Regions from separate parts of the Homo sapiens genome. Here region 1 is linked to region 2. Evidence: chromatin contacts called from ENCODE POLR2A ChIA-PET data. All regions are on one chromosome and are shown on one strand. The core of a region is the stretch at or near the end of the contact, and the rest is flanking DNA. Distances in the headings are between cores, read along the strand shown. Region 1 holds the start of GARIN2 (golgi associated RAB2 interactor family member 2). Region 2 holds the start of VTI1B (vesicle transport through interaction with t-SNAREs 1B).

Region 1 (6,015 bases), core at 869-3,368, 490 kb after region 2:
AATTTTTGGAAATGTGACAGCTTGAGTGTTCATGGCCATTGGGAAGGGGAGAGAGTGGGAATCTGAAAAGCCAGTGTTGCACTGTCTTGGTTGGCTTTTCTGACTGCCTAATTCAGAGGGATGTCTGTACATGCCCCTAAAATGTCCTCTACAAATGTTTCCTGTTGACCATTACCATGTGGTCTTTTCCCTCCAATATTTTATTATAAAAAGTTTCAAACCTCTGGCAAAGTTGAAAGATTTCTATAGTGAAACCAACTACCTGGATTCTGGGTCTTTTTACTGTGTTATTTGTCTGTAATTACATGATGGCTGTTTTTTTTTGAGACGGAGTCTCGCTCCATCACCCAGGCTGGAGTGCAGTGGTGTGATCTTGGCTCACTGCAACCTCTACCTCCTGGGTTCAAGTGATTCTCATGCTTCAGCCTCCTGAGTAGCTGGGATTAGAGGCGCCCGCCACCATGCCTGGCAAATTTTTGTATTTTTAGTAGAGACAAAGTTTTGCCATGTTGGCCAGGCTGGTCTTGAACTCCTGACCTCAGGTGATCCACCTGCCTCAGCCTCCCAAAGTGCTGGGATTACAGGCATGAGCCACTGCACCTGGCTACATGATAGCTCTTAAATGACAGCATTTACCTGTCACTCATTAAAGCTGTTCTCTGTGCTCCTTGGAGCTTTGAGGTTAATTATTCCCAGCACTTTGAAGTGTGGCATTTACCTGGGTGATTTTTCCCAAGATTCTTACTATACTAATAAACATATTTTTAGGCTAGGTCCAGCACAATTCTAGGTTGCAGTTCTGGTTGCACCTTTGCAGGAGTCTAACTGTTGTGGCTTCTATCTCTTGAAAATGATATCCCCATGCCCAACCTTTCAGCTTTGAAGAGAAAGCCTTGTGTTCTGAATCTTTGAAATATTTGAGTAATTAAAAAGGGCTGTTTCCCCCAAAATTTACTCAATTCTCAGTCTTTGAGAATTTTTTCTTATGGAAGAAAAAATTGGGATAACAGTCTGAAAAATCAAAATTTCAAAACAGGCCGGGCACAACGGCTCACGCCTGTAATCCCAGAACTTTGGGAGGCCAAGGCAGGTGGATCTCTTGAGGTCAGGAGTTCGAGACCAGCCTGGCCAAATGGCGAAACCCTGTCTCTACTAATATTACAAAAATTAGCCAGGCATGGTGGTGTGTACCTGTAGTCCCAGCTACTTGGGAGGCTGAGGCACGAGAATGGCTTGAACCTGGGAGGTGGAGGTTGCAGTGGGTCGAGATCGTGCCACTGCACTCCAGCCTGGGCAACAGAGTGAAACTGTGTCTCAAAAAAAAAAAAAAGAAAAGAACAAAAGGCTGGGCACAGTGGCTCACGCCTGTAATCCCAGCATTTTGGGAGGCTGAGGCAGGTAGATCACCTGAGGTCAGGAGTTAAAGACCAGCCTGGCCAACATGTGAAACCCTGTCTCTACAAAAATACAAAAAAAAAAAAAAAAAAAATTAGCTGGGCATGATGGGCGATGCCTATAACCCTGTCTCTACTTAAAAAAAAAATACAAAATTAGCTGGGCGTGATGGCACACACTTGTAATCCCAGCTACTCGGGAGGCTGAGGCAGGAGAATCACTTGAACCCAGGAGGCAGAGGTTGTGGTGAGCCAAGATCGTGCCATTGCACTCCAGCCTGGGTGACAAAGCGAGACTCTGTCTCAAAAAAAAAAAAAAAAAAAAATTAAAAAAAATCCAGAAAACATGCTTTCATTTCAAACTCAAACTCTCAATGAAATTATTTCTAAGAAAAAGAAAAGCAGTCACCAGGTGTTAAGTCTCTCGGCTTTTCAGCTTGTTCTGGTTGAGGTAGAAGAAATGAAACTAGAAGGAGAAGAGGAAGATGGAAAAAAATAGACATTCTGCCCTCGAATTACCAGAATTAATTGAACTATTCATTTCCTTCTCCTTCAGTTTCAAACCCAAGTTGCAGTAATGAGACAGTCACTTACCAACAGGTGGGGCTGAAATAGATCTCTGGAGATCTCCTGGATGTCGACTAGGAAAATAACCTCCAAATAGCACGTTTCCACTCTTTTCACATTTCTTTAGCAGGTGTTTATGTCTACTCAGCAGGCAACTAACCACTTAGTAAAAGAAGCACAGGCCAGGCTGCTCTGGGCATTGTTCTGTTGCTGCTGCATCATAATCATAACGTGCTGACATAGTCTCTGCAGTAAGAGAAGAACGGCACTGGGGAGGAGCAGCCGTGCAGGTCTGCCCCTGAGAGGAAGTGTGGTCAGCATTCCCATGGAGCCCTGACCGGACCGCTCAGGAGTGGGCATTCAGGTGGTGGTGTGAAGTTTTCAGAGGATTTCTTGGAGAGAAAAGTCAATTTAGCAATAGTATAACCACGGGAAAAATATCAGACTTTACATCATTGATCATACAATTGATAATTTATTATTCACTTTCCCTATATCCCAAGTTTCAGAGACTTAAACATATTTAAGGCACTTTGAGCCTCTGTGAAGAAAAGCGTTAAAAGAATATAGCATTTTTAGAGGGAAACTGCTTAGAAACAGAGCTGAGGCCGGGCGCAGTGGCTCATGCCTGCAATCCCAGCACTTTGGAAGAGCAAGGCAGGAGGATTGTTTGAGCCCAAGAGTTTGAGACCAACCTGGGCAACACAGTGATACCCCATTTCTATTGAAAGAAAGAAAAAGAAAGAAAAAGAAAGAAAAGAAAGAAAGAAAGAAAAAGAAAAAGAAAGGAAGAAGGAAGGAAGGAAGGAAGGAAGGAAGGAAAAGAAACTGAGCCGAGGGCTGTATAGCATGAATATTTAATGATATTAGGCTCTGGTGGTGGTTCAATGCACTTGATTGGCTGAGTCTCTTTCTGCACTTGTCCGAGTGGTTCCCCTGTTATTGTCTCAGATGCTCTGTTTCGCCTATTCTATGTTGAGTGCCATCTTTTGGATGGACAAATTCTTCCTCTGGTCATACCTATAGTCCCACTGAGTAAGATTTCTTCATTGAGCATACTTATTGCATGATCACAACTTGCCATGTTCCTGTTCTTCCTGCCCAAGGGCCAGAAAATATTTTTGCATAGATCTGATCTCATCTCTTAACTGTTGATGATATCAATTTAATTCTGCGGTACCTTGATTAAACTTTGGTATTATCTCACGTCCATTTTTTGAGGCTACTGATACATTAAAAAGAGAAGAAATACCAAAAGAAGGAAATAAAAATAATGGTATATTTAAAATATTTACCTTCAAAAGCGTCTTTAAAATGCTTTTAAAGATGCACAAAATATAAAACTGTATGTATAACTTCATTTGGAGATTGTAAGTCTGAATTTGTGGCACTTTGTCAAAGTGAGGTCCGTGAGCAATTAGCCCTCTTTGTCCCTCATGAGATGGGCCTGCCTATTCACGCCTGCATGGGATCTTCTCAGCTGCATGTCCTAAGCTTGGGATATGAAGCTTTCCTGCCACATTCAGTCCCTGGTGAGTGCAATGCAAGGTACATTCTTTTGGTCAGCTCAGTAATGAGTACTTACTATTTCCTGGGCACCATGCCATGCTGGACCACAAAGGTGAACAGTCTCTGCACTCAAGAAGTTTACCATCAAGTGGAGAAGGGGTCATGTAAACAGATTATTTCAGTGTTATGTAGTGATAAGATAGAGGGGTGACAGGGGATTCTAGGAGCACAGATGAAGGGTACTTAGTCCAATTGGAGGATTTAGGGACGGTTTCATGGAGGAGCTAATATCCAAGCTAAATCCTGAAAGATTAGTCAGTCTGAGCAAAGGCACAGAGGCATAAAATGACAGGGTTTGAGGGGTAACTACAAATGGTCTGGTGTTACATAAAGTTGAAGGGTTGAAAGAAAATGAAGTTCACGGAAGAAGAGCCTAGATGATGGAGGGCTTTGAAAGCCATAACTAGGTGCTGGGACTTCATCTGCTCCAGTAGCTCTAATAAAGAGTGTTACATGGAGAGATTTATGTTCTGAATTGATCATTCTGAGAGCAGAGTGAAGGATAGATTTGGGAAGGGCAATTCTGGAGATGCAGAAGCCATGGTAGTGGCAGTGGCAGTGTCAATGGAAAGGAGGGAGTTAACTTGGGAACTATCAGTAGAGTCCACAAAATTTGGTGACTCACTGGGCTTAGGGAGGGAAAAGGTGACTCAGAGGTTTGGGAAGCTGGGTGAATGATGGTGCCATTAACTAGGAAATAAACTACAGGCAGAGGAACAAGTGTAGGAGGCAGAAAGAATGAGGTGCTTGTTTGCAGGAACCCTTGGTTAGCATGGTGCCTTGTATTCAACTGTTTAGTAAATGATTTTTTTATTTTTTAAATTTTCAGTACCTTCCTAATGCTTTTAGAATATGTGTCATGTATCATAAGGTGTGTGTATATACTTAGCATTAACCTCAAGAGCCTGTATATTTGTGAGCACGATCTGGCTCCATCCTGGCTTCAGTTCTTTCCAACTATATTTCAGACCACTTACACCACTCCCTCATCATATTTCTGCCTCCTTCCTGACGTTGCATTCTTTAAGCCGTTTCCTGTCTGAAATGCTCATCTCCTAGCTCTTCACATGTGGGCTTATTTTCGTTTTTCAGAACCCAGCTCAGACGCACCTGTTTAGAGAGCTGTTTCTCAATCACTTGGTCATTGATTGTCTCTCGGCTGCAAATGCACCACGGCATACTCTGCATTGAATTGCTGGAGCTCTGCAAACTACATTTCTCTCTCCAGCTGGCTGTTAGGTTCAATAATAGGTTGCATTAGACCAGATGAGGTTGGAAAATAGGAGGGAAGAAGAGACTTGTGTTCCCTCTAGTTGACCTGCTGTTTCTGTCAGTGTCACCTGGGCAACAGCAACTGGTTCTAGCCTGCATTTTGGTTGTTTTTTGTTTTTGACATTCTCAGAATCAGCAACTGGGCAGCGCCCTCTCGTCAGAGGGCTGAGTCCTGGCTCCATCGGGTCTGACCTCTGAGCTTCTAAGCTGTGATTCCCCTAACCTATCCCTCCCAACTCCCCAGCCCTAGTTGTGGTAGTTGCTTCCTCTAGTTGTCTCTGATATCTGTGTTTCCTCTGTGCTTTTTTTCTAGGCCTCCAACACCTATTTAACATATTCCTGCATTGAAGTCTCTCTGTTGAAATACTTAGTGTGATTTCTGCCTCTTTTTAAATGGCTGGATCCTGACACAACCACTGAATCTGATTTAGGCCTCCACCCAGTCACTGTCTAACACGTCACTGCATGTTCTTCATATACTTTTCCTAACCTGCATTTAAATTGTTTTCCTTTCTCATAATCTCTCTCCTTCACTTAGATATCTGAGACTCTCATTCATCATTGTATTCTCGGTGCCTAACATGGAGCCTGGCATACTGTAGGAGTTTAAGAAATGCTTGTTAAATAAAATGAATTATTTCAAAAGACTGCAGGAGAAATACTGGTAGCTGGCCATACGAAATGGACAGGATTGAGCAAGTCTTTAACTTTTTGGTTCTAGGCCAAGTTATTGATGAATTCTGTAACAACATAACACAGAGAGTCAAGCATAATGCTTCTTATAAACATGTCAGAATGCAATGCATTATTTAATGTAGACCCATCATCATTGGAATACAAGACATACAGTTTATTTACTTTGAATTCTGTACTTACATAACCCCTTACCCCACTTTCTATAATTGGGAATGATAATTACTTACATTGTTAGGGTTTCATGAAGATCAAGAATTGCTAACAGGTTAGATCTACAAAATTTTGTTGATTAGCAAATAATTTTAAATATGAAAGCCATCCAAAAGAATCCACCTGCTGTAACATGCAACATCACCAAACATTTACTTGATAAACATCACCTGCTTATGTTATTTTTTTCATTCTGATATGATTTGAAACAACCAAACATAGAACCAAAAAATCTGGTTAAAAGGAACTGCTTAACTTTTTTACACAGCTATAAATGAAAACTTGAAAACATCTTCTATAGCCTTTT
Region 2 (5,879 bases), core at 514-3,013:
CCCAGCATTGTGCTGTGGGACTTACACAGTATACTGACTATCCTCAGACTTGGTCATGTCTATGCTCAGTGCATATTAAGAGCTTAACCAAAGTGTGTTGAATCAACAGCCAATGAACTTGATCTAATAAAAATGAGGGCCCAGGAGATACAAATTAGCAAAGCATTTTCTCCTGAGCAGTCATACATCTTTTAATATTTGTAGGCAGTTTAAAATTGAACTCCCAAGCAAACATTTGAGAACAGACACCTTGAGCAAACCGTGAAATCGGTGAAAATAATAATTTATTTTAATTTTTTGAGATAGGGTCTTCTCTGTCACCCAGGCTGGAGTGTGGTGGCACGATCTCAGCTCACTGCAACCACTGCCTCCCGGGTTCAGGCGATTCTCCTGCCTCAGCCTCCCGAGTAGCTGGGGTTACAGGCGCCCACCACCACGCTTGGCTAATTTTTGTGTTTTTAGCAGAGACGGGGGTTTCACCATGTTGGCCAGGCTGGTCTTGAACTCTTGACCTGAAGTGATCCGCCCGCCTCGGCCTCCCAAAGTGCTGGGATGACGCGTGAGCCACCATGCCCGACGTGAAGACAGGAATTTATACCCATGGAGTGCAAGAAGGGACCTTGTAATTTTTAACACGTGACACTTAGTGGCAGATGAGACCTAATGAAGCCAGGCCCACCTTCCACACCAGATTATAAATTCCCCTGGAGCAGAGATTAAATGTTTTATTCACCAACATGCCCAGATCCCTCGCAATGCCTACGCTTGACAAACACCTGTTGTCAACAAGTGCACGAGGCAGCCTAGGAGGAGAATTAGTCTCCACGAGGAGAATTACTCGGGCCTAGCAGCTAGAGTATTTCGAGGTCATCCTAACTGGGTTCCACTTTTGAATTTTTGGTTTTTGGGTTTTTTGTTTTTTTGGAGACAAGATCTCGCTCCACTTGGGAGCAAGGTCTCCCAAAGCTGGAGTGCAGTGGTGGGACCTCAGCCTCCGGGGGTAGCTGGGGCCAAAAGTGCGCGCCACCATGCCCGGTTCTTATTTTGGGTTTCTGGTAGAGCTCTCGCTATTGTGCCCAGGCTGGTCTCGAACTACTGGGTTCAAGCAATCCTCCCACCTCGGCCTCCCAAAGTACTGGGATTACAGGCGCGAGCCACTCGCCCGGCCGGGTTCCACTTCTGAAAGCTTGGGGAGCCGCTGGGCCTTCCAAGAAAAGTGCTCCACCTCCCGACGGCAGGCAGAGCCCCTGGCCCGGCTATCTTTCCAGGGCCGAAAGCTAACAGTCAAGACGCGAAACGAGGAATTCGGGTCAGGGTGGCAAAGCAAAGCGCGATGACAGTGAGGACGACGTCTAGACGCAAACATACATCAAATCGGGCCGAAGCCCGCTGTCGCCGCGCGGGCTGAACCTGGCACCCGGAGCAACGCGCGACCCCGGGACGAGACGCTCTCGTCCGAGCCAAACTACATCCCCCGGCGTGCACTGCAGCGCCCGCCCCTCGCCGGCCGGCGGGGCCCGGGAGGAAGGCGGCCGCGCTGCCAGTCCCGCAGGTCCCCTAGGCCCCTTTCGCTGCGGCCTTTCCCCAACCCGGACCCGGCACTTCTCGGGTTCCGCGACTGCCGATCGCCCCGGCGCGGCACCGCTCCCTCAGGAGTCGCCTAGGCCGCGCAGTCTCCCGACTTCTCGTCAGGCTTTCGCGCCGGCGCTCCAGCAATCACTGGCTGGAGAAGGTGGGCGTTCCGGCTCGAGAGGACCCTGCCGCGGCTCCGGAAGAGCCTCGTCCTGGGCGGCGGTGGTGCGGCGGTCGCCGTTATGGCCACTGGGCTGGGCGGCTGACCGCCGGGCTAGGAAAGGGCCCAGGGCCCCGAATCTCGGTGGCCGCTGCTCCAGCGCGGCCTGCGCCATGGCCTCCTCCGCCGCCTCCTCGGAGCATTTCGAGAAGCTGCACGAGATCTTCCGCGGCCTCCATGAAGACCTACAAGGGGTGCCCGAGCGGCTGCTGGGGACGGCGGGGACCGGTGAGGCGGGGGTGGGCCACGCCGTGGGGAGCGCAGCCCTGCGCGCTTTGGAAGGAAGATTCTCCCACCTTCCTCCCAGACCCGGGCCCGCGTCTCCTCCCTCCGCGTCCTCAGACACGCCCCCTAGGGCTGGCTTGTCCCAGCCCCAGGTCTCCCTGCTGCCACTGAGAGTAAATTGGACCTCGGGATTCAGTTCCCTGGGATCCTTCTATGGCCTTCCACATTTTCTCATCTTTTTTCACTGTGGCAAATAGAGCAGAGGGGCTTTTGCATCTGCGGTCCTGTAATGTAGAGTGGGTTTCTTTCATAGCTGTTTTTGTTTGTTTTATGCATTTAAAAGCACTAGTCTCAAGACAGGTCTAGTTTTCACCAGACTGACAGAGGATCCGTAGCACAGAAAAAGGGTTAAAAACCCAAAGGAGTCATAATTTGGGGGTGTTGGTAAATACCAGTTATTGGAGGGTAGAGAGCTGGCCTTTAAAACCTGATTGTGGCATTTAGATGTGGTCTTGTTTTGAACGTTTTTACAGCTGAGACTGTTTACTACCCCTTAATTTCATGATTCAGGTTGCTACAAGTTCTGTCTGGAGGAGCTAGAGTTTTCCGGCCCTAAATCCATAGGAAAAGCTGCTATAGTTCTTGGCCTCCGGATATATAGAATTTGATGGCAAGGACAAAACTTTGTTTTATTGCTTTTATTTAAGAGTCAGAGCTTGGGTGTTTGCTCAACGAATTACTCAAGGTCATAGGAATTGAATGACTGGTGAGAATGAAATTCATGTATTTAATATATATTTATTGTGAGGCTGCTGTGTGCTAGGTGCTGGTGAATTGTGAGGCACCGTTCTAGGTGCTGGTGAATATTGCAAATTACAGTGAAAAAGATACGAACATCCCCATTCTAGTGGGTAGGTGATAAACAATATATAACTATTAAGAGGCAGTGTTAAAGAATACAGGAAAGTAAATCAGAGTAAAAGAATAGGGGATGGGACTTCAGTTTTATTTTATTATTTATCATTTTTTTTTTTGAGACAGGGTCTCACTCTGTCACCCAGGCTGGAGTGCAGTGGCACGATCTCGGCTCACTGCAACCTCCACTTCCCAGATTGAAGCAATTCTCCTGCCTCAGCCTCTGGAGTAATAGGGATTACAGTTGCGCCACCACCCCTAGCTAATTATTTTTGTATTTTTAGTAGAGACAGGGTTTTGCCATGTTGGCCAGGCTGATCTCTAACTCCTGACCTCAAGTGATCCGCCTTCTTTGGGACTTCAGTTTTAAATAGGGCGGTTGTGAAAGTCCTCTCTGAGGAGATGGCGTTTGAACAGAGACTTAAATGAAGTGAGGGAGTAAACCAGAAATCAGGGAGAAGTGAGTGTCAGAAGGAGGGAATAGCACTGCAAATGCCTTTAAGCAGAAATGAGCTTGGTGTGTTCAGCGAAGAGCAGGAAGTTCCATGTGTTTGGGATGGAGTGAGCAAAGGAGAGCGATAAGCAGGGCCAGATCATGTAGGGCCTTGTGGACCATGGTGAAAGACTTGTGCCTTTTTCTAAATATGATGGGATGCAGTTAAAAGATACTGTGCAGAAGCATTGTGGGATCTGATTTATGTGATTGAAAAGTAGACTGCAGGCAGGGTACGGTGGCTCACACCTGTAATTCCAGCACTTGGGGAAGCCGAGGCGGGCGGATCACTTGAGGTCAGGAGTTCAAGACCAGCCTGGCCAATATGGTGAAACCCCATCTCTACTAAAAATACAAAAATTAGCCGGGCATGGTGTCAGTTGCCTGTAGTCCCAGCTACTCAGGAGGCTGAGGCAGAATTGCTTGAACCCAGGAGGCGGAGGTTGCAGTGAGCCGAGATCATGCCACTGAACTCCAGCCTGGGCAACAGATCAAGACTCTGTATCAAAAAAAAAAAAAAAAGAAAAGAAAAGAAAAAAAAGTAGACTGCAGGCCAGGCATGGTGGCTCACACCTGTAATCCCAGCACTTGGGGAAGCTGAGGCAGGAGTATTGCTGTGTTGAACGATTTTGAGACCAGCCTGGGCAACATGGTGAAACCTCATCTCTACAAAAAATAAAAAAATTAGCCAGGCATGGTGGTGCATGCCTGTAGTCCCAGCTCCTGGGGAGGCTGAGGTGGGAGGATCACTTGGGCCCTGGAGCTGGAGGTTGCAGTGAGCCAAGATCGCACCACTGCACTCTAGCCTGGACCACAGAGCAAGACTCTCCCAAAAAAAAAAAAAAATGTAGACTGCATTTTCAACCTGGCACTGAATTAATTTTTGCAATGCCCATTTCTATAAGTCTAAATAATGCAAAAGAACATTGCTTTGAAAAATAGAAAATTGAATTCATTATTACTATGGTTTGAATGTCCCCCTCTAAAACTTATGTTGACATTTATTTGCTATTTTAATCGCATTAAGAGGTGGGACCCATAAGAAATGATTAGACCATGAGGGCTCCATCCTCAGAGATTAGATTGTTATCCTGAGAGTGGCTTGGTTGTTGAGAGAGTGGGTTAGTTCAGCCCTCTCTTGCTTGCCTGCTCTCTTGATCTGTTGCCCTTCCATCTTCTGCCATGGGGTGACCCATGGGTAGCAAGAAGGCCCTTGAAAGAATCAGCCCTCTCAGCCTTGGGCTTCCCAGCCTCCAGAACTCTGAGAAATACATTTATTTTCTTTATAAATTACCCAGACTCAGCTATTCTGTTATAGCAACATAAAGCTAAGATAGTTACATTCACCTTTGTTGTCTACCCAGCCTTTTTCTCCATCCTGCAAAGAGGACAATCAGAAATATGTGAATTTCTTTTCTTTTTTCTTTCTTTTTTTTGTTTTTTTGAGATAGAGTCTTGCTCTGTCGCCCAGGCTGGAGTGCAGTGGTACAATCTCAGCTCACTGCAACCTCCACCTCCTGGGTTCAAGTGATTCTCATGCCTCAGCCTTCCGAGTAGCTGGGATTACAGGCGCATGCTACCACACCTAGCCAATTTTTGTATTTTTAGTAGACACGGGGTTTCACCATGTTGGCCAGGCTGGTCTCAAACTCCTGACCTCAAGTGATCTGCCCGCCACGGCCTCCCAAAGTGCTAGGATTACAGGTGTGAGCCACTGCGCCCAACCACAAAATACTCTAAGTTGCTGGTAACAGACATAGTTGTTTAATGGATAAGTAAAGAAAATATATACATATCCCTAGAATTATAATAAGTCCAACAACTTTACCTCTTATTCACTACCTCATTCACACTGCTCAATAAATGTTTGTTGAATAAATTGAATTTATCTAAGCAAACACATGGTGCCTCATCTCTGAATCCTCTTTTTCTAGTTCAGAGACCACATCATAAAGTTTTCAGAGCTTTAATGCCCATCATGAATTATTAGGCACAGCATAATGTACATAATACAGTCCTTGCATGTAGCTTATGCTCTGTAATTGAATTCAGTCATTTTTCAATAAACACTGAGAATTATTATGTATCAGCCACTGTCTAGGCTCTGAGGACTTCCAGAGTTCTTACCTTAAAAAGAAACAAACGGCCGGGCACGGTGGCTCATGCTGGTAGTCCCATCACTTTGGGAGGCCTAGGCGGGCGGATCACAAGGTCACGGATGGAGACCATCCTGGTCAACATGGTGAAACCCCATCTCTACTCAAAATACAAAAATTAGCTGGGTGTGGTGGCATGTGCCTGTAGTCCCAGCTACTCAGGAGGCTGAGGCAGGAGAATCGATTAAACCCAGGGGGCAGAGATTGCAGGCGACAGAGCGAGACTCTATCTCAGAAAAAAAAAAAGGTAACAAACCTTACAACCAAGTGTGTGATTAATCCTAAAATAAAGTTCTCT

The links. ChIA-PET counts read pairs that join two places held with the same protein, here RNA polymerase II (POLR2A).
Region 1: POLR2A ChIA-PET joins it to region 2 with 10 read pairs in PC-3. The contact joins the promoter of GARIN2 here to the promoter of VTI1B in region 2. POLR2A ChIA-PET finds 5 or more read pairs at or near these places in 2 of 52 experiments (PC-3 and activated naive CD4-positive, alpha-beta T cell).

The regions. Positions count from the first base shown.
Region 1 is chr14:67,185,543-67,191,557 of GRCh38, reverse strand. GARIN2 (golgi associated RAB2 interactor family member 2) reads right to left here and starts at 2,118. Exons shown (of 8, transcript NM_001395907.1): 1 at 1,989-2,118. LOC105370538 (a long non-coding RNA gene) reads left to right here and starts at 2,194. Exons shown (of 5, transcript XR_007064215.1): 1 at 2,194-2,325. It also overlaps a transcript of GPHN not described here. RefSeq lists an enhancer at 4,032-4,326.
Region 2 is chr14:67,670,516-67,676,394 of GRCh38, reverse strand. VTI1B (vesicle transport through interaction with t-SNAREs 1B) reads left to right here and starts at 1,763. Exons shown (of 6, transcript NM_006370.3): 1 at 1,763-2,020. The coding sequence starts at 1,906. It also overlaps a transcript of GPHN not described here. RefSeq lists silencers at 1,439-1,878, 1,979-2,088.